Regions from separate parts of the Homo sapiens genome. Here all the other regions are linked to region 3. Evidence: chromatin loops called from intact Hi-C (ENCODE). Cell type or tissue: dorsolateral prefrontal cortex. All regions are shown on one strand.

Region 1 (8,000 bases), 170 kb before region 3:
TGGTGTTCAGCAGGGAGATGCCTCACCCCTGTGACTACCCAGCCATTTGATTTCTGTCTATTGTCTGCAGTCTGTCTCCTGATTTGGAAGGAACAGTTGAGGCATTCTGACTCTGTATTTAACTGTTCTCTGCCACCGTCCGCTGATTGATGACTATACATAAAGTGTCAACTGGATACTCAATGGTACACATCTTCCTACTAACAACTCCCCTAGTGCTTTCATCTTGCCTTTTATAAGTCTGCATCCAACTTGTTACACTCTAACACCCCAACAGAACAACTATGGTTTCTGTATCTCCCTGCTTCTCTGCACCCACTTCCTCCACTAACATCCTAGCGGCCAGGCCATACAAGACAAACTATTTTCTGCTGGTCTTGACATTAAGGTAACCAGAGCCAGGCCATGTGGGAGATCATAAGCACAGGACACATCCAGCTCTCCTTTTAGCAAGCAACCCATTCATCTCCAACCCACTCAGAGAACAATGACATAGGCTTGTTGAGAATAAAAGAGGCCCTTAACCCCATGGCCCTCTGACACCAGCTGTCCCCACCTTGTCAATCCACCTCATCTTTCTGACAGCAAGGCCAATCCTGAATCGTTCATATGGTCCAGCAACTAAAGGGTTAATTGGGTGATTGGGGGAGGGGCTAAAGGAGCTGTTTTTCCACCTTGTCTCCTTCTACCTATGAGGAGGGGCTGCAGGAAGGGAAAGAAATTGACCTCCTCAACGACTTCCTTCCAGTTCACAGACAGAACTGTTTCAGTTCTGTTACCTAGGTCTCTTTTCTTCTCAGGGATGATATTTAAAAGATTAACAACCAGTGGCTGGGCGCCATGGCTCACTCCTGTAATCCCAGCACTTTGGGAGTCCTAGGCAGGTGGATCACCTGAGGTCAAGAGTTCAAGACCAGCCTGGGCAACATGGCAAAACCCCATCTCTACCAAAAAAAAAAAAAAAAAACTTATCCGGGTGTGGTGGTGTGCGCCTGTAGTCCCAGCTACTCAGGAGGCTGAGGTGGGATGATGGCCTGAGCCCAGCAGGTGGAGGTTGCAGTGAGCTGAGATCCTACCACTCACTGCACTCCTGCCTGGGCGATAGAGCCAGACTTTGTCTCAAAAATAAATAAATAAGCCGGGCACAGTGGCTCATCTTGTAATCCCAGCACTTCGGGAGGCAGAGGCAGGCGGATCACCTGAGGTCAGGAGTTCAACACAAGCCTGGTCAAGATGGTGAAACCCCATCTCTACTAAAAATACAAAAATTAGCCAGGCATGGTGGCACATGCCTGTAATCCCTGCTACTCAGGAGGCTGAGGCAGGAGAATCGCTTGAACCCGGGAGGCGGAGGCTGCAGTGAGCCAAGATCGCGCCACTGCACTACAGCCTGGGTGACAGAGTGAGACTCCATCTCAAAATAAATAAATAAATAAATAATTATAAATAAGGCTGGGCGCTGTGGCTCACACCTGTAATCCTAGCACTTGTGGGAGGCCGAGGTGGGCAGATCACCTGAGGTCAGGAGTTCGAGATCAGCCTGGCAGACATGACAAATCCTGGCTCTACTAAAAATGCAAAAATTAGCTGGGGATGGTGGCCTGTGTCTGTGGTCCCAATTACTGGGTGGCTGAGGCAGGAGAATCACTTGAACCCAGGAGGGGAGGCGGAGGTTGCAGTGAGCCGAGATCACACCACTGCCCTCCAGCCTGGGTGACAGAGGGAGGCTCCGTCTCAAAATAAATAAATAAATAAATGAAGGAATTCCTAATGCTAAATGCCACATAATCAAACTGAAATTTTATAGAAGTATGTGAATCCCCTAACAGACCAGTTTTTCCTGCAAACAGGAGATTCATAGCAACCATTCAGAAAGGGCCCAGTTAACCCCAGTCAGCATAAGGAAGGCCCCCTCTGCTTTAATCCTTAAAAGAAAAGTAACCTGATGTTAATCAATCTATTTTTGCTATTGTTTGGTTCTCTTGTTCCCACCTTTAAAAACCCACTGTTCTGCCACATGCTGTTAGTCTACTTTATAGAAGTTTTTACTATTTTGTACCTGCTTCTCCAACTCATAATGTTACACAGCCTCTCCAGGTTGTAGCCCAAGAAGCAGCCTGCTCTTTCTCGTTCTCTCTCTTTCTTCCTTCTCTCTTTCATTCCTTTTCTCTCTTTCTCACTTCCCTCCCTCCCTTCCTCCCTTCCTTCCTTGGGTCTCGCTCTGTCGCCCAAGCTGGAGTACACTGCCCCAATCATAGCTCACTGCAGCCTCGACCTCCCCGGCCCAAGCGATCCTTCCGCCTCTGCCTCCACAGTAGCTAGGACTACAGGCGTGCACCACCAAGCTCAGCTAATGCTCTTTCTGGTCTGAGTTTTGACCCTCATCCTAACCTGTTGTTCTTTGAGTACACTCTGGGCCTTGATGCGTTGGGTCATTCCTGCTTTCCCAGGTGGTAACCGTTCCTGGGCAGGGATTTTAGTTTTCCTTGGAATCTTGCCCTCCTCACTATCCTGCCCACAACCTTCTACCCCTAGCTTCTGGGATCTCAGCTAGGAGCCATGCTATCCCCAACTCTCCCTCTACAGGGACGTGGGACGGGAGAGCTTTTATGAAGCACAGTAGTGAAAAGACCAAAAGATTTGGATTCAGTGGCTATTCCAGTTACTGACTCTATTTCCTTGGGCAACTCAAATCAATGCATGGCAGCCAGTGTGTTATGAGCTACCGGAAGTATACAGAAAAGTACCAGAAAAAATACAAGCATTATCATCAGTCGCTGTCAATTAAATAACTCTGTTACATTTCAACAGTGTTCGTAACCACTTGACATTGATGTATTTGTGTAATTTCTATTATCTGTTTTTCCCACAAAGCTGTAGCTCCATCCAAAGTGGGCAACTGAGTGTCTTGGTCAGTCATGTGCAGCCTGATGACCCTTGAACAGTTGCAAAAGTGCGCCTAGGGCTTGTAGCATTTACTTAAAAGGGGATAATAAACTCTCACGGCCAGTGCTGGGCTTATTGCCTTGTTTGGGAATTTCTCCATTCAAGGGTTTTATGTTTGGGGATGTGCTGGCCCTATTTTTTTGTTTGTTTGTTTTTTGAGACGGAGTCTGGCTCTGTCTCCCAGGCTGGAGTGCAGTGGCACGATCTCGGCTCACTGCAACCTCCGCCTCCCAGGTTCAAACGATTCTCCTGCCTCAGCCGCCGAAGTAGCTGCGATTACAGGCGCCGCGCCACCACACCCAGCTACTTTTTTTTTATTTTTAGTAGACACGGGGTTTCACCGTGTTAGCCACCGATCTCCTGACCTCGTGATCCGCCCACCTCGGCTTCCCAAAGTTCTGGGATTACAGGCGTGAGCCACCGCGCCAGGCCGCTGGCTCTATTTTCACCGCTAGCTTTGGATCCCTTTCTTCCCTGAAGGAAAAGAGGCCTCCAGGGCAGCCGTGCAGAACCGATGGGAGGGATGTAGGATAATACGCCAAAGCCGATAGAGTTCTGGAGCGCGCCTGGGCATCAGAGCGTGGAAGACAAGTGTCCGCGGAAGGAGGCGAAGGATGCTGGACAAGCCCCGCCGCCCGCCGCCCGCCGCCCGCCGCCCGCCGCCCGCCGCCCGCCGCCAGCGGCCCTGGGCCCAGGGAGAAGCAGAGATGTTGGCCCTCCCAGTTTCCTAGAGAGGCCGCAGAGGGCCCGGGGAGGCGACGCGCGTGCGCAACTGGGGAAGCTGGGAGGTAGGCGCGGGGCGGTCGGCTGCGGTGGCGGCGTTTGGATGATTGTCTCTCGGCGGCGGAGTCGGTGAGCGGCCCGGCGGGGCGCGGGGTGCGGAGCGGGGGCGGCTGTGCGTGCGAGAGTGGCAGGTGAGGCCGGGCCTGGAGGCTGCACCCGGGGCGGGGGTCTGGCCGTGGATCCCGCCCGGCCGCGCCGAGGGCATACCTCTTCGCCCCCCGGGCGTCTGGGGCAGAGAATCTGGAAAATTCCCGGTTTCTTCTGGCTTTATCTTTTCACCCAATTATGCGAATAAAGCGTACTTATTAGAGACAATTAGATAAGTGGAAGAAAAGTGAAAGTAGCCACCGTCCGGAAATCTTAGTCTCCAGGTCTCCTGACATTGAAAACATCTGGCATAGACTTCTCCCTTTTTCTTGTCTTATTTCACTTCCTGGCACCTGTCGCCGTCTAACATAGCATGTATTTGTTTATTGGTTATCTTCCCATAAGCCCCTTGCCAGGGCAGTGCTTTCTGTTTGCTTTATTAACTGCTGTTACCTTAGTGTATGGGAAATAGTAGGTGCTCCTAGAAGGTGTTTGTTAAATTAATGAAAGAAGGAATATCTAAACTGGGAGACAAGAAGAATTGACAGTTTTTAATGTCTTTTTTTTTTTTTTAAATAGCCCATTGCCAAGTTAAGAATGTAAGAGTGACCTTGAGCCTGGAACATTTCCTTGCAGAGTTAGAGCCCTCACAGCCTGTGCTGCTGCATTTAATGCCTTGTGTCTTTCAGTGTTTCAGGCTTCATGTGTACTCCTTTGTTGTGTTTAATCTCTTAAGTCAGTGGCCTTCATTCATTCTCTCAGCCTTCTGTATTTCACACCCCATAGGAGTGGGGAGGGTGGATTGAGATCTTTCTTCCTTACTAAGTGGGGTGTGTGCATCACACCAGCCCTATAGCTGTGGAGTGGATCTGCTGGGTGTGGGGGCTCTTTGCATTGCAGGAGGCTGGATCTTGTTCCCTGTTTCTCCTTTTGCTGTAAGTATACGCTGTACCTCTTGGGGCCTGATGTGGTTGGTATCTGTCCTCAGCGACCTCAAATCATGTGCTATCCCTTCCTTGGATGGCCTTTTAATCTTGGCAGCACAGCCTGGCCACCTGGTGAATAGTGGAACAGTCATGGTGATGCATAAGGATCTAGTATGTTCCTTTTAGGTGCTGTATGGTATTTCATCCTATAAAAATGCTACTTTTATTTAGCCATATTGATGGACAAGTAGGTTAAATCCAGTATTATGTTATTACAGAGAATATTTTAGTAAATACCTGTGTAAATGTCTGAATACCCGTGCAAGTGTTTTTCAGGGCAGATTCTTACAAGTTAAATTCCTGTAGCGTAAGGAATATGTCTTTTTAGTTTTACTGTGGACTTTCAAACTATCCTTCCTGTTGGCTATTACATTTCCACATCTATTAGTGGTTTGTGTTTGGTGTTTTTTTCTTTTGCTTTTCTTTTGGACAGAGATTTTTTTCATATTGATGTATTCAAATATATTCACTCTTTTCATTTTGTTGTCTTAAGAAATTCTTGGTTACACCAGGGTTCTTAGAGTCTTTATGGTTTTTTTCTTTTTTTTTTTTGAGACAGAGTCTCACTCTGTGTCACCCAGGCTGGAGTGCAGTGGCACAATCTTGGATCACTGCAGCCTCTGCCTCCTGGGTTCAAGCAATTCTCTGCCTCAGCCTCCCGAGTATCTGAGATTACAGGCGCCTGCCACCACATCTGGCTTTTTTTTTTTTTAAAGTAGAGATGGGATTTCACCATCTTGGTTAGGTTGGTCTTGAACTCCTGACCTTGTGATCCACCCACCTTGGCCTCCCAAAGAGCTGGGATTACAGGCGTGAGCCACCGCACCCAGCCTTTTAGCTTTGTTTTTTAAGTTTCTTTATTTTTTGTGTGATTTTACTTACTATTTTTATTTGCCTAGCCAATTGTCCCAACACAATTCATTGACTAGTTTAATTTTTCCCACTGACTTGTAATGCTACTGTTACCAACTCTCAAGGGAAGTCGTTTGACTTCAGTGGGTCCTTTACCTGCCTGGTGGTGTTCATGCCAATAAAATGAGACCAAGTTTCGTTAAGCAGTGCAGAAACTTTATTTGTTGATGAAGGAATGGAGAAGGAAAAGCTCATGCTCAAAGTACCCTCCTCTGGGTGTGGTGAAGAGGGATTTTTAAGGTCTCTTAGGGCATGTAGTGGGGCAGAGATCCTGGAAAGAGGTGGGGCCCTATGGGAAGAACTGGAGTGTGCTCAGTCTCATTCTTTTTTCTTTCTTTCTTTCTTTTTTTTTCTTTTGCGATGGAGTTTTGCTCTTGTTGCCCAGGCTGGAGTGCAATGGCTTGATCTTGGCTCACCGCAACCTCCGCCTCCCAGGTTCAAGCAGTTCTCCTGTCTCAGCCCCCCAAATAGCTGGGATTACAGGCATGTACCACATGCCTGGCTAATTTAGTATTTTTAATAGAGACGGGGTTTCTCCATGTTGGTCAGGAGGGTCTTGAACTCCTGACCTCAGGTGATCCACCCGCCTTGGCCTCCCAAAGTGCTGGGATTACAGACGTGAGCCACCGCGCCTGGCCAGTCTCATTGTTTCTTTTGTACCCAGCACTATATGTGCCTAGCAAGTGTATTTCTCCCTTCTAGGTGGAGATTTTAATATGGTAATGAAGCAAGGATTCAGGCCTGGGTAGCACTGCTGAGCTAAGTTCTCCTTTGTGGTTACTGATATTTAGCCTTTTTCTCTCTAAGCAAGCACAGCTGCTGGCACAGGTTAATTTTACAGGTTCTGGGGCTCTTTTTAAAAGAAGGTCTTGCTGCTATAAGTAGACAGAGAGGGCCTCCAGGGATCATAGGAATTTAATCAACTTGAGCAGTCAGCCAGTTTTACAGCCTTCTGCCCTGCAGCCTGTTTCTTCCTAAACCCTGTGTGGATTGCAGTCACCTAGTTAGTTAAAACCAGCCCCAGGCCGGGCGTGGTGGCTCACACCTGTAATCCCAGCACTTTGGGAGGCTGAGGCGGGTGGATCACAAGGTCAGGAGATTGAGACCATCCTTGCTAACACGGTGAAACCCTGTCTCTACTAAAAATACAAAAAAATTAGCCGGGCGTGGTGGCAGGCGCCTGTAGTCTCAGCTACTCAGGAGGCTGAGGCAGGAGAATAGTGTGAACCTGGGAGGCAGAGCTTGCAGTGAGCCGAGATTGCGCCACTGCACTCCAGCCTGGGCGACAGAGTGAGACTCTCTCTCAAAAAAACAAAAACAAAAACAAAAAAAAACCCCAGCTCCTGACAGACCCCAGCAACTTATAGATGAACCTGAGTGAACTTTTCTCATTACCATGCTAAAGTCTCCACCCGGGGAGTAGCTATAGCTTCATTACCATAACACATGACTTATGTGCTGGCATAATGACTCACTGCGTCTGTACCACTGGGACCCCTCCTATACATGGGATGATGTAGCCTCTCGCCTCTCCATTGCTCCATAAAATTCTCCTATTACTTTCCCTTGGAGAGATGCTGCTTTGGAAAATACTCCCAGTGTCCTCCTTACTTACACCAAGTAATAAAACTCCTATTGATCTAAACTTGCATTCTCACAAACAGTCGTTTGTTACTCGCCAGGTGAATGAACCTCATTTTTTTTTTTTAGGTAACACTGTGGTGACACTATCTCTGTCATGCATCAAACTTATAAAATTGGCTGGGCATGGTGGTGCATGCCTGTAATCCCAGCTACTTGGAAGGCTGAGGCTGGAGAATCACTTGAATCCAGGAGACGGAGGTTGCAGTGAGCAGAGATTGCACCACTGCACTCCAGACTGGGCAACACGGCAAGACTCCGTCTCCATAGAAACAAAAAAACAAAACTTACATATGTGTATAAGCCTGTGTCAGGATTCTGTACTTTTCCTTTTATCTACAGTTTGCATATTTATATTTCTTCAGTAATATATGCTGTTTCAAGTACTACAGCTTTATATTAAGCCTTATTGTCTGGTAGAACAAAACTTTCCACATCTAAAAAGTTTTCTTAACTATTATTTTTCTCATTCATTTGAATTTTAGAGTATGCTTATCAAGCTCTATGAAAAATTACATTGTAGTTGGCTGGGATTTTGTTGACTTTGCATGTTAATTTAGAAAAAACTGACATCTTGAAGGAGTGTTTTCCCATACAAAATGTATTTATATCTGTTATGTCTTTAGGCAGAGTTTTCTATTTATC
Region 2 (8,000 bases), 520 kb before region 3:
CCTGGAGGAACAGCAAGCAAGTAGGCTTTTTACTGTCAGGCTTCACTCATATCTAACTTAAGAATTCTTCCATGATTAGAATTACATTTGCTCCATGAATAGAGCACTCATCCAGGGGTCAAGCCACAGCCCAACCTCTGCTTCAGTTCCTGTCCTTTCTCCTGTCTGGGAAAGGAGGGGTTATCCAAAGACAACTCACCCAGAACCCAGATTTAGGACAAGAGCACCACACCCTCAGGCTACTCACCGAGCTGAGGATATTTGAAAAAGTCACTGTGACAGATGCAATGGCTGAAGACATGGAGAAACTGAGGCCCCGGCTAAAGAAGGTCCACATCAGAGAATTGGTGCTCGCCATCACAATAATGCCTAAGACGCATAAACCCATGCTCACCTGCAGGAGAAAGTGTCACTGCAGCCACGTCCACCCTGGGCAGCAACCTGCAGACCCCCTCAAAGCACACCCAGGACTGTGGTTGCTGGCACCCAGGCTCCTACTGAGCTCCCACTACAGCTCAGAGGGCCTCAGAGCTTTCCTGCACAGGGCTTCACTTAACCCTCAGTGGGCAGCAGACCCATCTTACAAATAAAGCAAATTCAGAGAAGATACTCATTTGGCCACCTTGCTGGCCATATGATCTTGGGAAGAAGCAAAATGCTAATCCAAAGCCAGTATTTTCTACTGAACACCGGCCCCTTATTGGTCCCACAATGACCAGTGCTTGAAGATCAGTCCCAGAGGGCCAAGTAGTTCTTACTCCGTAGGTAGTAAGCCTAGGGTAGAGTTCTTATTTCTTGAGATCAGGCAAAGCATGAATTAGCAATGTCTGCTCTGTATTCCCACCCCCAAATCCTATACAAGTTACAGCCCACTAAGGCTGACCCCCTCTGGGTATTCTTGAGCTTTTACTCTGTGTTAGGTCCTGGGCTGTGTTTAAGCATTCTCATTTATTCCTTAACTTCATTTTACAGATAAAGAGCCAGGGGCATTAAGTAACCTTCCTAAAGTGCTACAGCGGTGAGAGCCACCAGGCTTCACAAGCAGGCAGTGTACCTCCATGCTCTTAACTAGGGCACAGCCTTGCCTGAGGGAAACACCACCTCAGACTATTTAGTGATCCCAGACATCCCTTGGAGAACTTGCAGGTATTTTCTTTCTTTTTTTTTAAAGGAGAAAGTCTCAAGAGAAGAGAAGATCTTTAGAAGCCTCCTACACAAAGGATATGCAGTCCCCCTTGCTTGGTGGTGAGTTAGAAACCTGCCTGGAGACAAGGCGGCGGGGGGGGGGGGTGCGGAATCTAAATATACTTATTACTTGTAATGGTTTCTCAGCAGCTGAACACATAGTGTCTTGAGAAAAAGGTGCTTGCTTATAACTTACACCAGGGTGTTCAATTTTTTGGCTTCCCTGGGCCACACTGGAAGAACTGTCTTGGGTCACACATATAATACACTAACACTAATGATATATGATGAGCTAAAAAAAAAATAATAAATCGCAAAAAAATTCATGTTTTAAATTTGCAAATTTGCGTTGGGCCGCGAGTTGGACAACCTTGTCTTACACAAAGCAGCATATGGGCCAGTGGCAACCTGCTTAAAGGGTTATGAAGGTCTAGTTCCTGACAACAAACTTCACGGCCCATACAAAGTTATTCATTTTACTTTCGACCACTTACCCCATGAACTACACCCAATGGGATACTAACCTGAAGCATGGCAGCTACTACTGGATTAGCCCTAAATAGGCTTAACCCTAAATAATCAGTGACCACTGTCCAGGTCAGAGGCTAACCTTGGGCTGCAGACGCAATGAAACCCCTATAGCAAGCAGAGGCTGGTCTACGACGTGGGAGGGAGAGGCAGAGATACACCTTAGCAGACGCCAGGATGCAAGTTTAGGAGTTCTCAGCGTCAGGAAAACATCCAGAACGTCTCTGTCAGTATCCTCTTATGCCTACAGTATCCCAAACTCCCAATTTTCCTGGTAGTGGGGCAGACTGGTCATCTGGTCACAACACCCGTTAATTACGGAGTAAAGGGATGGGCAAGAGGCTTCTCACCTTAAGAGTCACGTGGAGAGAAATGCTCAGGCACAAGGGACTTAAAATGAGAGGTAGAGGGTGGATGTAGGAGGTGTAGTTCTTCCCCGAGAGCGAACTAGCCCAACCGGAGAAAAGGTTTTAGGTCCCTGGTAAGGGAAGAGGCCTCAGTCCCCGACGTCTCTTACCACCTACACTGGACGAGGGTTTGGCGTGATTAGAGGCGAAACACTCTCTGCCACCCCAGCTGACCGCAGCGCCGCCCGCGGCCCGGGGCCCCGGCGGGACAGACCGGCGAGGGTGCGGCGGCGCCCTGCGCCCACCCCCGCCCCACCCCAAGAGCCCCGCGGGCCCCGCAGCGCCCCTCCTCCGCCCAGCGGCGCCCCGCCCGCCCGCCCGCAGCAGCAGCACCAACAGCGCCCCGGGCTCGACCTCGCTGCCGAAGGCCAGCTTGGCGGAGGCGGCGGCCAGGGCCCCGAACGCGCCGGCGCACAGACAGTTGAATACGCCCCAAAAGCGGCGCCGCATCGCACCCGCCTGGAGGTGCGGAGGGAATTCCGCGGGGGTGTCAGGGTACGCGGTCGCGGACACGGCGCCGCCCGGAGGCCCCGGCCTCTCGGCCATGTTGCCTGCTGACACCGTGCCTGGCACCCGCTGCCCGCAGGGCAGAGCGCGCGCCGCGATTGGATGGCAGCCTCACGTGACGCGACGCTCCTGTGACGCCACGCTCCGGCAGGCCCCTTGGGAATCGCTCTCCGGCGCCTCGGAGGGGGCGGGCCAGGTGGCAGAGACCCTGGGCTGTGGCGGCCTCCGGCCTAACCTGTAGTAGGTTTGTGCTCTGGGGAGGACGTCGGGACCCGAGGCCTGAGGCCAAGCCGGGTACTGTGGACGCTGTGGTAGAAGGTAAACTTCTCGCGGCTTAGCCGTCTCCATCCCGGCCACCCGGCTCCCGGTGAAACTTATTAAAGATGCCTAACGGGCCCCGCGCCGGCCCACCGAGTCCATCCACGTCGACCAGGCTTCTCCGCTCCACCCTCCAGCCTGAGGACCGCCGGACCAAGAGATGCCTCGGCAGAGGGCGCTGGGGACCTCCAGACCCAGAAAGACGCCAGAGCCCCATATGGGGACAAGCGCATCACAGAAAACCGAAAAAATGAGGATCTGCGATGAGAGGAAGACAATGATCCATAATCAAGCCACGCAGAATCAACATGACTTCTAATCTCCTGTTATACTTACGTATGTTTAGAATGTTTCCGGCTGGGCGTGGTGGCTCATGCCTGTAATCCCAGCACTTTGGGAGGCCGAGGCGGGTGGATCACCTGAGGTCGGGAGTTCGAGACCAGCCTGACCAACATAGAGAAACCCCGTCTCTACTAAAAATACAAAATTAGCCGGGCGTGGTGGTGCATGCCTGTAATCCCAGCTACTCGGGAGGCCGAGGCAGGAGAAGCGCTTGAACCTGGGAGGTGAAGGTTGTGGTGAGCTGAGATCATGCCATTGCACTCCAGCCTGGCCAACAAGAGTGAACTCCGTCTCAAAAAATAAAAATAAAAATAAAATGTTCCCATTTAAAAAGTACACGTCCTTGAAAATAAAGTGTTGAAATGTATAAAGTGCTATTTCCACTCTCCAGGAAAATCAGTGTTAATAGAGCATTTTTCTATATGTCTATTTAGTTATATATAGTTAAAATGTTAAAAAAATTATAGAATATGTATATGCATTTTTTAAACAAAAATGATTTCACAGTTGAACATACTGTTTAGCAGCATTCTTTTTGTATCTTCTGTTTAGCAAGTTTTTATGGAAGTCCTTCCACACCATGCTGCTTCTCTCACAGGGTGGTTTTGTGGCTCAAATAAAAGCACGGATAAGGCCAGGCACGGTGGCTCACGCCTGTAATCCCAGCACTTTGGGAGGCCAAAGGTGGGTGGATTACGAGGTCAGGAGTTCAAGACCAGATTGGTCAAGATGGTGAAACTCCATCTCTACTAAAAATACAAAAAAAATTAGCTGGGTGTGGTGGCGGGCACCTGTATTCCCAGCTACTTGGGAAGCTGAGGCAGAGAATTGTTTGAACCCAGGAGGCAGAGGTTGCAGTGAGCCGAAATTGCACCACTGCCCTCCAGCCTGGGTGACAGAGTAAGGCTCTGTCTCAAAAAAAAACACGGATAATTTCAGTAACGCCAATATGGTACAAACTGTCCCATTTTGCAGATGAGGAAATTGAGGCTCAGAGGTCTCACTGCACCACTCCATTGAGTAAGGAGCTGCTCAAAGATGATACCCTCTGAAAGCTCTTATCAGGAAATCAAGAGGTGTTGCATTGATCAACTCTGCATGCTTTAAAGAATGTAAAGCAAATTTTCTTAGAACAAACGATGCCTCTACTAGCACTAAAGGTTAAGCATCTCAGAGCCACCTCCTCTGTAAAGCCGTCTCTGCTACTCCCCTACCTTTGTACCAGTCCTGTGGTTGTTCCTCTGGTTGTCTGTTTCTCTGCTAGCCTGCAAGCTCCTTGAGGGCAGGGACTACATCGTTGTTAATCTCCAGGTCCCCAGCCCTGGTGATGATGGCTGAAGTGATGCCATCCTCAGACACTGCTGGGAAGTGATTTCTGCCTCTAAGAAACTCCTGTGTACACACATCACCTAGGGATCTTGCTAAGATGAAGATTCTCATTAGGTCTAGAGCTAGACTGAATTTTGTTTGTTTTTAGAGGGAGACAGAGTCTCTCTGTCACCCAGGCTAGAGTGCAATGGTGTAATCATGGCTCACTTCAGCCTTGAGCTCCCAGGCTGAAGCCATCCTCTCAGCTCAGCCTCCTGAGTAACTAAGACTACAGGCAGGTACCATCAAGCCCAGATTATATATATATGTATTTTTTGAGACAGGGTCCTGCTCTGTCTGCCAGGCTGGAGTACAGTGGTGGATCATAGCTCACTGCAGCCTCAACCTGCTGGGCTCAAGTGATTCTCCCACTTCAGCTTCCTGAGTAGCAGGGACTATGGGTGCATCATGCCTGGCTAATTTTTGTATTTTTTGTATAGACAGGATTTTGACATGTGGCCCAGGCTGGTCTTGAACCCCTGGGCCCAAGTGATCCACCCACCTTGGCCTCCCAAAGTGCTGGGATTACGGACATGAGCCACCGCACCCAAGCCGCCAGCTCCAAAAATTAGATTCCAGCCCTCAAAACCCACAACAGGACCTAATTAACCTCGCCTTCAAGGTGTACAATAATAGAGTAAAGGCAGCCAAGTAGCAATGTTTTTCTGAGTTGCAATTAGTTGCCTCCACTGTGAGAGAAACCCCAGCCACATCTCCAGCACACAAGAACTTCAAAACGTCTGAACCGCAGTGGCCAGGCTTTCCTCCAGGACCGCCTCCCACAGGAGCTTGCTTAAAGTGCCATAAATCTGGCCACTGGGCCAAGAAATGCCCACAGCCCTGGGATTCCTCCTAAGCCGTGTCCCAACTGTGCGGGACCCCACTGGAAATCAGACTGTCCAGCTTGCCCTGCAGCCACTCCCAGAGCCCCTGGAACTCTGGCCCGGGGCTCTCTGACTGACTCCTTCCCATATCTTCTCAGCTTAGCAGCTGAAGACTGATGCTGCCCGATCGCCTTGGAGGCCCCCTGGACCGTCACGGACACCGAGCTTCGGGTAACTTTTACAGTGGAGGATAAGTCCATCCCCTTCTTAATCAATACAGAGGCTACCAACTCCACATTATCTTCTTTTCAAGGGCCTGTTTCCCTTGCCTCCATAACTGTTGTGGGTATTGACGGCTAGGCTTCTAAACCTCTTAAAACTCCCCAACTCTGGTGCCAACTTGGACAACGTTCTTTAATGCACTCCTTTTTAGTTATCCCCACTTGCCCAGTTCCCTTATTAGGCTGAAATATTTAACCAAATTATCTGCTTCCCTGATTATTCCTGGACTACAGCCACATCTCATTGCCACCCTTCTTCCCAACCGAAAGCCTCCTTTGTGTCTTCCTCTCGTATCCCCCCCACCTTAACCCACAAGTATGGGACACCTCCACTCCCTCCCTGGCAACCCATCACACGCGCATTACTATCCCATTAAAACCTAATCACCCTTACCCTGCTCAATGCCAGTATCCCATCCCACAACAGGCTTTAAGGGGATTAAAGCCTGTTATCACTCGCCTGCTACAGCATGGGCTTCTAAAACCTATAAACTCTCCTTACAATTCTCCCATTTTACCTATTCAAAAACCGGACAAGTCTTACAGGTTAGTTCAGGATCTGCGCCTTATCAACCAAATTATTTTGCCTATCCACCCTGTAGTGCCCAACCTGTACACTCTTTAGTCCTCAATACCTTCCTCCACAACTCACTATTCCATTCTTGATCTTAAAGATGCTTTTTTCACTATTCCCCTACACCCCTCGTCCCAGCCTCTGCTTTTACCTGGACTGACCCTGACACCCATCAGTCCCAGCAGCTTACCTGGGCTGTACTGCCGCAAGGCTTCAGGGACAGCACTCATTACTTCAGCCAAGCTCTTTCTCTTGATTTACTTTCTTTCCACCCTTCTGCTTCTCACCTTATTCAATATATTGATGACCTTCTACTTTGTAGCCCCTCCTTTGAATCTTCTCAACAGGACACCCTCCTGCTCCTTCAACATTTATTCTCCAAGGGATATTGGGTATCCCCCTCCAAAGCTCAATTTCTTCTCCATCCGTTACCTACCTCGGCATAATTCTTCATAAAAACATACGTGCTCTCTCTGCCGATCATGTCTGACTGATCTCTCAAACCCCAACCCCTTCTACAAAACAACAACTCCTTTCCTTCCTGGACATGGTTGGATACTTTCGACTTTGGATACCTGGTTTTGCCATCCTAACAAAACCGTTAAATAAACTCACAAAAGGAAATCTAGCCGACCCTATAGATCCTAAATCTTTTCCCCACTCCTCTTTCCGTTCCTTGAAGACAGCTTTAGAGACTGCTCCTGCACTAGCTCTCTGTGACTCATCCCAACCCTTTTCATTACACACAGCCAAAGTGCAGGGCTGTGCAGTCGGAATTCTTACACAAGGACCAGGACCGCGCCCCATAGCCTTTTTGTCCAAACAACTTGACCTTACTGTTTTAGGCTGGCCATTATGTCTCCGTGCAGCGGCTGCTGCTGCCCTAATACTTTTAGAGGCCCTAAAAATCACAAACTATGCTCAACTCACTTTCTACAGTTCTCATAATTTCCAAAATCTATTTTCTTCCTCCCACTTGATGCATATACTTTCTGCTTCCCGACTCCTTCAGCTATCCTCACTCTTTGTTGAGTCTCCCACAGTTACCATTTTTCTGGCCCGGACTTCAGTCCGGCCTCCCACATTATTCTGGATACCAAACTAGACCCCCATGACTGTATCTCTCTGATCCACCTGACATTCACTCCATTTCCCTATATTTCCTTCTTTCCTGTTCCTCATCCTGATCACACTTGGTTTACTGATGGCAGTTCCACCAGGCCTAATTGCCACTCACCAGCAAAACAGGCTATGCTGTAGTATCTTCCACATCTATCATTGAGGCTACCGCTCTGCCCTCCTCCACTACCTCTCAGCAAGCCGAACTCACTGCCTTAACTCAGGCCCTCACTCTTGCAAAAGGACTACGTGTCAGTATTTATACTGACTCTATGCCTTCCATATCCTGCACCACCATGCTGTTATATGGGCAGAAAGAGGTTTCCTCACTACGCAAGGGTCCTCCATCATTAAGGCCTCCTTAATAAAAACTCTTCTCAAGGCCGCTTTACTTCCAAAGGAAGCTGGAGTCATACACTGCAAGGGCCACCAAAAGGCATCAGATCCTATCGCTCAGGGCAATGCTTATGCTGATAAGGTAGCTAAAGAAGCACCTAGCCTTCCAACTTCTGTCCCTCATGGCCAGTTTTTCTCCGTCTCATCAGTC
Region 3 (8,000 bases):
TTTTTAGTAGAGATGGAGTTTCTCCATGTTGGCCAGGCTGGTCTCGAACTCCTGACCTCAGCTGATCCTCCTTCCTCGGCCTCCCAAAGTGCTGAGATTACAAGCCTGAGCCACTGTGTCCAGCCTTAAAATGTTTATTTAATGTGAATCAGCTTATATGCAATTGGTCAATAGGGGAAAGACTTATATATGCACTTTACCCCCAACATATTACTGATTTGAAGTGATCAGAGGTAGGCTTTCTACAATTTAAAAAAAAAAAAAAGGCTTTAGTGATATGTAAAGACCTTAAGGAAAAAAAATCTCCTGGTATTTCTTTCTTTTGGTTTAAGAAGCAGATGTTTAGTGGGTTCAAGTCTGGCTACATTTTCCACTTCATCAAACCATCTGGCAATGTGCTAGGATAAACGAAAAAGCTAGAGATTTCCAAGTCTTTTAAAAAAAAATTTGATTGATAAATAAAGCTACTCCTAGATTAGAATGTTAATCTTGATGAAACTGGTCTAAACTAGATTTAATTTTACTACCATGTTTATTAGGGTTAGGGTTTTTGTTAGGGCTCTTATAAAATTTTGTTCAGTTTTGAGTGGTGTGTGCTTTTTCTCCACAAACTGTTACTTTTGCTTATTGTTTGGCAGCATGTCAGGATTTCCAGGAATGCAAGAATGGCATTACAGCAGAAACATGTGGATATATATAAACATTCTGTCCCCACTCCAAACTGCCTTTTAATTCTGAATCTTAAGTTTTCATTAACTGAGAGAATACTTTGAGCTAACACAATGCTAATCTGCTAGACAGGAGTACAATTTAGTAAATGAAATTAGTGAATATTTTATTGAATTTTGTCTTTATTTTATAAAAAAGAAAAATTACAATTCTAATACTAGTAATAAAGAATACGAAATGAAATACAAATGAGAAAACGTTATCTATATTGATATTTGGTCTGTATCTGATGCTCACTGAAGTTATCTGGACAGCACATTTAAGATAAAATGGTGGAAAGACACAGACAAAATGCTAGAAATATTCAATAAGACTTTTCTAAAAGGTGAAATCTAATTTAGAACCTAATAATGATGTTTAAGCACTGTGGATGTGGAATCCCACATCTGACTTTGTGTATGTGTTTTCAGGGGTACATCACTTATGAAAGTAGGGGCTATCTTTTTCATAGAACTTTTGTGAAGCTTAAGTAGAATATGCATAAGGGATTTAGCCACATTTAGTAAATAAAAAATTCATTACAGTTGCAACTATTATTATGTCAGAGTGTATTAAAAAATGGCATAATTTTTTTCCATCTAATGTCAGATAACATATTGCTCAAACATGCAGTTCAATACAACATTTTATTCAAAAACAAATTTTGAAAAACTTTGTTGAAAAACTCAGAATTATCACAATAAGGAGTCAATGTCTGAAGGTCTTAAACACAAGGTAGTAGGCAATTTTGCCAAGGCTACATACAATTCAAAAAGTACAGATGAATAATTTCACAAATTTTTCTCTAGAAAAATACTTTTAATTCATCAGAATTAAAAAATAGCTAGTTGTTTACTTTTACCATTTGAAGACAAAGGTGGCACTTGCTAACCAATAAAAACACAAGTTTTGATGGAAGTAGCATTTCTCTCTTCAAAATAAAAACCTAAAGTGAATATAATAAAGTTATATTGTGCTGTGGGAATTGTCTTTTTATGAATTAATACTGACTTTTTAAAGACAGTGTTCTGGGTCATGGAGAAACAATGAGAGAGCAATAGGGGAGAAATGAGAGGGAATGTGACTTTTCCTTTTTCCAATAATTCTCCTCTCTCCCACAATGGCAGCCAATTCATATTTCTAGAGGAAAATGCCTATATATATAAAAATATATTCAGTTAATAATTCTGCTATCCATTCAACAAAATTATTGCTCTAAGATGATCACTTCCTATACAAATCATTGGAAAAAATTAAAAATATATTTTCTCGTTCTGTTTAAGAATAAGAATGAAAAACCGAGTACTATGAGTCTTTTGAGTATTTCCTGTAAGCTCTTCAAGAATGGGCTCTGACGACTAAGTGACAGATGAGGATCCAGTTTTGGAAAAGAAGAAAGGGACAGGGTAGGAAGGAGAGAAAGAAATAACTCTTAGGGCAGTGGTTTTCAAAGCAGCAACAGCATCCGTGAGAAATGCAAATTATCAGGTCCCATCCGAGTCCTGCAGAATCAGAATCTGGGTGGGATGGAGGAATCTGTTTTAACACACTGTCAGGGATTCTGATGCACACTCAGGTTTGAGAACCACTGTATTAGGGAATCCTGATTCTATCACCAAAGAGGATTCTGGGGCATCTGTTAATGTTTAAGCTTTAATTCTTTAAAAATAATTATTTAATACAAACTTGGATCTTTAGCTACCCAATTTATGCTAAAAATCAAAGGAGGATTTCAAGTTTTTGCTTGAATTAGTTCTTTGTTTCCTGTATGGTTTATGTACTTTTCAGATTAAAAAAACCAAAATTCTAAGTAGAGACAATGTCCAGCAGGTTGGCAGGCATGGCTGCCTGCCGCTTCACAACGCCCAGATCTTGGGTTAGTCTTCAACCTTGTAAGAACAGAACCCAATTTTATCACTTCAAGACAGAAATACGTGGGCCTTGGGGAAGCTAAATTAGAAGGCCTGATAACTGGAATGTCAATCTGTAAATTTACTTTGAGATTATAACTGCTAAGACAACTAGAAGATTCAGATCTAATGTTCTTCCTCTTTCAGGACTAGCTACACAGAAAATCAAATTACTATCAGCTGACTGAAGACACATTGCTTCAGAGTAGAGTTGGGTGCTCTCATTCAGACACTAGCTCCAAAAGTCTGGGACATCCACATCAACCGCAGGCTTCTCGTCTTCAGATAAATTCTTACATAGGTGGTTCCTGTCCATACTGCACTTAGCCCACTATACTTCCACTTGGAAAATGCTATAAAATAACTGAAGAGGTTGCACTGTCTTATCACACTTGGGAGGCATACCGAGTCTTTAACTCACCCATTCATCACCACTTATGGGCCAGGTCCTGCGTAAAGCATTGGGACTAGAAAATTATTAAGACAATTCTAATACTCAAAAGACTTTTAGAGGGAGGGGGGAGTGTAAAAACAGACACAAGCAGATAAGTATAAAACAACGCAGTAAATGCAATAATACAAACATGCACAGAATATGAGAAACTCCCAGACGCAACACTTGGAATGGGGCGGGGAGAGCTCAGGAAGGTCTTCTCTAAGGAAATGGTGCCTTTCCTGGAAGAGGGCAGAGGACCGGGAAGGATAAAATTTATTTACAAACCATTGTAAATGACTACTTTAATCTACTTAACAGTGATATTAGTTTCTGTTTCATAAAGTGAAAATTTCTAATTTTACCTAAAATCTGTTCTAAGTGAGGCATTAAATCTGTGCAGTTTCAAACCAAATTTGGTGGAAAGATACCTAAATCAGTGAAAAATCCAAATTATGGAAGAGTACACGAAAAACGGTTTTGTTTTGCTTACTTTCAACTAACACCGAGTGTGTGCCAAATAGAGCTCTCAGGATTGAGCTTTGACCATTTGGCACAACTTTTATTTGAAAGTAATTTATTTTAACAAAATTAATATCATGCCACTCTCATTTGAACTGTGACTTCCCTTAGTGACTATCTTGTACGGTTTCTGAAAGCAGTTTGTTATATCAAGGAGGGACAAAAGCGGTAATTTTCATGGCTTTTCAGTTGAATATGAACTTCTTAGAGTAGGGGAAAAAGGCAAAGAAAAAGAGCAAAAGCAGGAAATGCTATTAGATACATTAGCCTAGATTCTGTAGCTTCCTTTTCTAAATCTCGCTATATGAGATTTAGTACGTAACAATTTCCCGTAAATCAAAGACCTCGGAAAAATATAAGTCGGAAACAATAAAACCTAAATCGTCTTTGCGTTCTCATTTCACAGCGAGTTAAAATGTAGATGCGATGCGGATACTGCGTCCCCTGGCACTGCCTCAATTCAAAAGTTAGCACTTTGCGCTAAGGTGGCTCTGAGCACTCCCCTCCGACCCCGCTTCCCCCCTAGAGGAGCATGAATGCACCACCGGAGCCCCTCCCCTCTTGCTCCTTACAGTTCTGGCAAGGGTCCGACGCGAGGGCTTTGTCCGACTAGTTCCACCTCCCACCCAGTACACCAGAAGGGAGGACAGTCGCTCCGCCCGCAGGGCTGTTCGGACGCGCATGCGCACTGGGGCGTCAGCTGGCCAACCAGCGCGCGACGCACGGCCAGGCGCTCCCACCTGCCCTCGCCCCGGTGGGCGACAGGCTTTGACGGGCTCCTAGCCGCAGTGCCCTCTGAGCCCCCAACCCTGAATTCTCAGCTGGGCCCTCCCGGCTCCACCTGCCCCCAACACCCTCCCCGCTCCGGCGGCGGCAGGGCGCTCGAGGCAAGCCCGGGCAGGGGGACGAGCTGCAGGTGACGCCCTGGTTGGCTGGAGCGTGCCAGGCCTTCCCCCTACGGCGCCTGCGCACAGCCAGGGCGTGGATTCAACCTTCCGCGGTGCCCTGCCTCTAGCTGACGTCAGCACCCTGGTAACTGCTGCACCTTCGCCGCGCGCTTTGAGCCCCCGCCCCTCCGCCTTCTTACCGGCCGCCCTGAGGGGTCTCGGCGCGCTCGGCTGAGAGCTTTAGGAGGCGCGAGCGAGCACTCCGACTAGGCCGGAGGGACTCGGAAAATGATGGTCCGGCAGGTGGTGGGTCCTGACCCAAGGGCCTGCAAGGAACGGAGAAGGGCAACCGAGCACGCGCTGGATCTTGGGGAAGAAGGGGAAAGGGACTGCTGGAGGAGGCGCGCATGCGCCGTGCGGTCCTTCGCCCCGGGCGCCCTGGCAGGGGGCGAGGCTCTGCGGAACTCCCGGAGCTGGCGCCAGGGAACAAGTCTCAGTGGAGAGCCTCGAATTTTAAAAGTCTCATTTAAGTATTTCTTTTGGTTTTCCTTGTATAAATATAGCTAACTTTTAAACATTTCTTTTCCGGCTTGTGTTGTTTGCTTTGGACCCTTCAGCACCTATTTTTAAACGTTAAGCATTCCCCAGTCAGCATGAAAGTTTTACTGTTAGTTTTATTTTGTTCCTATAATTTTGATTCCCCCCAGAAACTGCCACAGATGAAATCAAGCCAATAGAATTGAAAGCAAAGATCACCTGGTGGCCATGAAGCCGACCATCCTTAGGCAGAAACTCCTTACCTGAGGAATTTAGAGGTAACTAGACTTCCCTGTTACCTAAAGCCAGCATCTGGTACCAGACTTCTTCCCTCCAAATTTAAAAGTAACTAGAATTTCTATGCATCTCCGTAATGCACGCATGTCAAAACTCATTGTGCACCCCTTGCCATCTGCTCCATGCCCCAATCAACCCCTGTCCCCTACCATCCAGATACTTTATTACCCTCACATACTTGCACAGGAGTTACATATGCCACTAGTACAAAGTCCTCAGAAAATCCCCCAAGTGTTATGCCTCTCCACAAGGTGGCAAACGGAGATTTGGGAACAATTTGAGTTCATGTCCCTTTTCCATTGTCTGAACTTTGGCAAATTCAATCCAAGTTGGGTTCATTTAGCCAGGATCCCTCTAAGTTCATTCAAGAATTTCGGGCTTTATTGCCTTTGATTTAACCTGGCAAGACACATTTGTGGTATTAACTATTTGCTGTTCCCACGAAGAAAAAATCACGGTCTTTAGCTCGAGTTTGGGCAGACGAAACTCATGTTGGCAATCCTAATAATAGAGCCAGGGCAGAAGCTGTCCCCAACACAGAACCCAATTGGCAATACCACGCTGCCAATGCCAGCCCAAACAGAGACAGGGGAAGAGAAGATTATAACATGTTTGTTGGAAGGAATGAAATAAAACCTGTTAATTTTTCTAAATTATGAGAGATCACTCAGGACCAAGGACCCTTCCCTTTTCCAAGCTAGACTAATGGAGGCCATGCATAAATATACAGATTTAGATCCTGAAAGCCCTGAGGGCCAATCCCTTCTGGCCATACATTTTATAAGTCAGGCTTCCCCAGACATCAGACAAAAACTCCAAAAATTAGAGCAAGGCCCACAAACTCCCTTTTGTACTTTATTAAAAGCAGCCTTTAAGGACACTGAAGTTGAGAATGTCCCAAACCTCCAGGTTGCAAGCCATCCCTGGGACCCTGTCCTCACTGCAAATTGGAAGAATGAGTGTCCCTCCCTCATGAAGGGGGGGCCACCTCTTCCTTCTAGGCTATGACAGCCACAGTCTCACCAACCTACCTGACAAGGGGATCCTGCAGAACGAGGGTGAGGGTGAGGGCGAGAGCAAGGGCAAACACCTCTAATTCTATTCCTGGATTATGATCAAGCCTCTGAAATGTCAGTCATCCATCCTCTAGATGGGGCCTTGAAGCCATCCACGGCCCTGTCTTTTCCATCTCTGTGGATGATCCCAGGGCAAATCTGATTGTGGCTGAACAACAGATAATGTTACTCATAGATACACGGGACAGTTATTCAGCTTTATAAACATTTACTATGGCCCAATGTGCCAGTCCTCCATTTTCCTCATGGATATTGATGGAAAACCCCAATGAGGCTGTTTCACACAGCCATTCCCTTGTAAAATGAAAGGCTATTCCTTTACTCCTTTTTAGCCCTGTTCTATTAGGTTGTGATTTACAAAATTACAAGCTAATTTACAGCTAAGGCCCCACCTTCTAGCTGTATTAACACTTCACCAAAAGAGCCCCTGCAGCTTCTCCCAGATAGCAATCTACTTCAGTATGTGGATGACTTACTAATCTGTAGTCCTAACCAGGCTGTTCCAGACCAAAATACAGTATTAGTATTCAACAAACTTGCTAATTGTGGGTACAAAGTATCTCCTTCTAAAGCACAAATATCCACACAAAGGGTTCAATTTTGGGGTCTTATTTTAATTCCCAGTGAAAAAGCCTTTGTAGTGCTTGTACAGATCTTAAACGTGACAATTGTGGTAACTAAACAACAGCTTCAGTCATTTTTGGGTAAGGCTGGGTTTTGCAGAATATGGATTCCTTCCTTTGAGTTAATAGCAAAACCTTTATATGAAGCCCTCAAGGGAACTCAGGAACAGTCTCTATACTGGACTAATGAGATGAAGCATGCTCTAAACACTTTAAAATAGGCTTTAATCTCAGCCCTGACCTCAGCCCTACCAGATCTGACTAAGCCTTTTTCTATGTACATGAACAAAAGGGAATAGCTTTGGGAGTCTTAGCCCAAGATTGAGGGGCCCTCTAAGTGCCCTATAGCATTTTTTTTTCTTTGAGATGGAGTCTCACTCTATTGTTCAGGCTGGAGTGCAATGGCATGACCTTGGATCACTGCAACCTCTGCTTCCCAAGCTCAAGTGATTCTCCTGCCTCAGCCTCCCAAGTATCTGGGATTATAGGTGTGCACCACCGCGCCCAGCTAATTTTTGCATTTTTAGTAGAGTCAGGGTTTCACCATGTTGGCCAGGCTGGTCTCAAACTCCTGACCTCGTGATCTGACTGCCTCAGCCTCCCAAAGTGCTGGCATTACAGGTGTGAGCCACTGTGCCTGGCCCCTATAGCATATTTAAAAAAAAACTTTAGACCTAGTATGCCAGGGATGGCTTAAGAGCCTTAGCAGCGGTGGCCCTTAGTGCAAGAAGCCTCAAAAATGTATTACCTGCCCCTCCTGAACTCTTATGGTTTTGTGGCACTGCTATTAATTATTTAAATCCTTTTCAAGCTTTGGCCCTATCCCACCTTGATAATTCTCTTCGTTATGATGATTGTACCCTGGGTACAATAGCTCCTGCCCAAATCACTGTCTTAAACATAACTTCCAATCTAGAATCCCATTCTAGATGAAAAAGGGCCCTAGGACTTATTGTTGGAGTTGTGGGAATCATCACAACTCTCACCCCTTGGGGAGGTTGTACTTA

What was found. A loop is a pair of places that touch in the nucleus more often than their neighbours do. Peaks named below come from ENCODE experiments on the same cell type or tissue, not always from the same donor. Only the 100,000 strongest peaks of a DNase experiment are listed, where the experiment ranks them.
Region 1: a loop joins it to region 3, with 16 times the contacts of the local background. A loop is called at or near these places in 53 of 110 quality-filtered maps.
Region 2: a loop joins it to region 3, with 2.7 times the contacts of the local background. A loop is called at or near these places in 16 of 110 quality-filtered maps.

Annotation. Positions count from the first base shown.
Region 1 is chr3:44,506,351-44,514,350 of GRCh38, reverse strand. It overlaps ZNF852 (zinc finger protein 852), which reads left to right and starts at 3,734. Exons shown (of 4, transcript NM_001423469.1): 1 at 3,734-3,798. RefSeq lists enhancers at 3,280-3,339, 2,798-3,574, 3,575-4,351 and silencers at 3,560-3,609, 3,740-3,799, 3,810-3,969. In dorsolateral prefrontal cortex, a CTCF peak has its summit at 3,674; DNase peaks (open chromatin) are centred at 3,320 and 3,710; H3K4me3 peaks cover 2,557 bases; H3K27ac peaks cover 2,036 bases.
Region 2 is chr3:44,856,591-44,864,590 of GRCh38, reverse strand. It overlaps TMEM42 (transmembrane protein 42), which reads right to left and starts at 2,679. Exons shown (of 3, transcript NM_144638.3): 1 at 2,475-2,679; 2 at 248-394. The coding sequence starts at 2,666. MIR564 (microRNA 564) reads right to left here and starts at 2,703; the gene lies at 2,610-2,703. It also overlaps a transcript of KIF15 not described here. RefSeq lists silencers at 2,170-2,219, 2,550-2,599 and an enhancer at 2,630-3,219. In dorsolateral prefrontal cortex, CTCF peaks have their summits at 2,796 and 3,080 (motif pointing right); a DNase peak (open chromatin) is centred at 2,750; H3K4me3 peaks cover 2,214 bases; H3K27ac peaks cover 1,665 bases.
Region 3 is chr3:44,334,980-44,342,979 of GRCh38, reverse strand. TCAIM (T cell activation inhibitor, mitochondrial) reads right to left here and starts at 4,214. Exons shown (of 11, transcript NM_173826.4): 1 at 4,146-4,214. LOC105377055 (a long non-coding RNA gene) reads left to right here and starts at 4,862. Exons shown (of 4, transcript XR_940782.4): 1 at 4,862-5,275. It also overlaps a transcript of TOPAZ1 not described here. RefSeq lists a silencer at 4,164-4,553 and enhancers at 4,694-4,863, 4,548-5,201. In dorsolateral prefrontal cortex, a CTCF peak has its summit at 4,671; DNase peaks (open chromatin) are centred at 4,219 and 4,569; H3K4me3 peaks cover 3,189 bases; H3K27ac peaks cover 3,485 bases.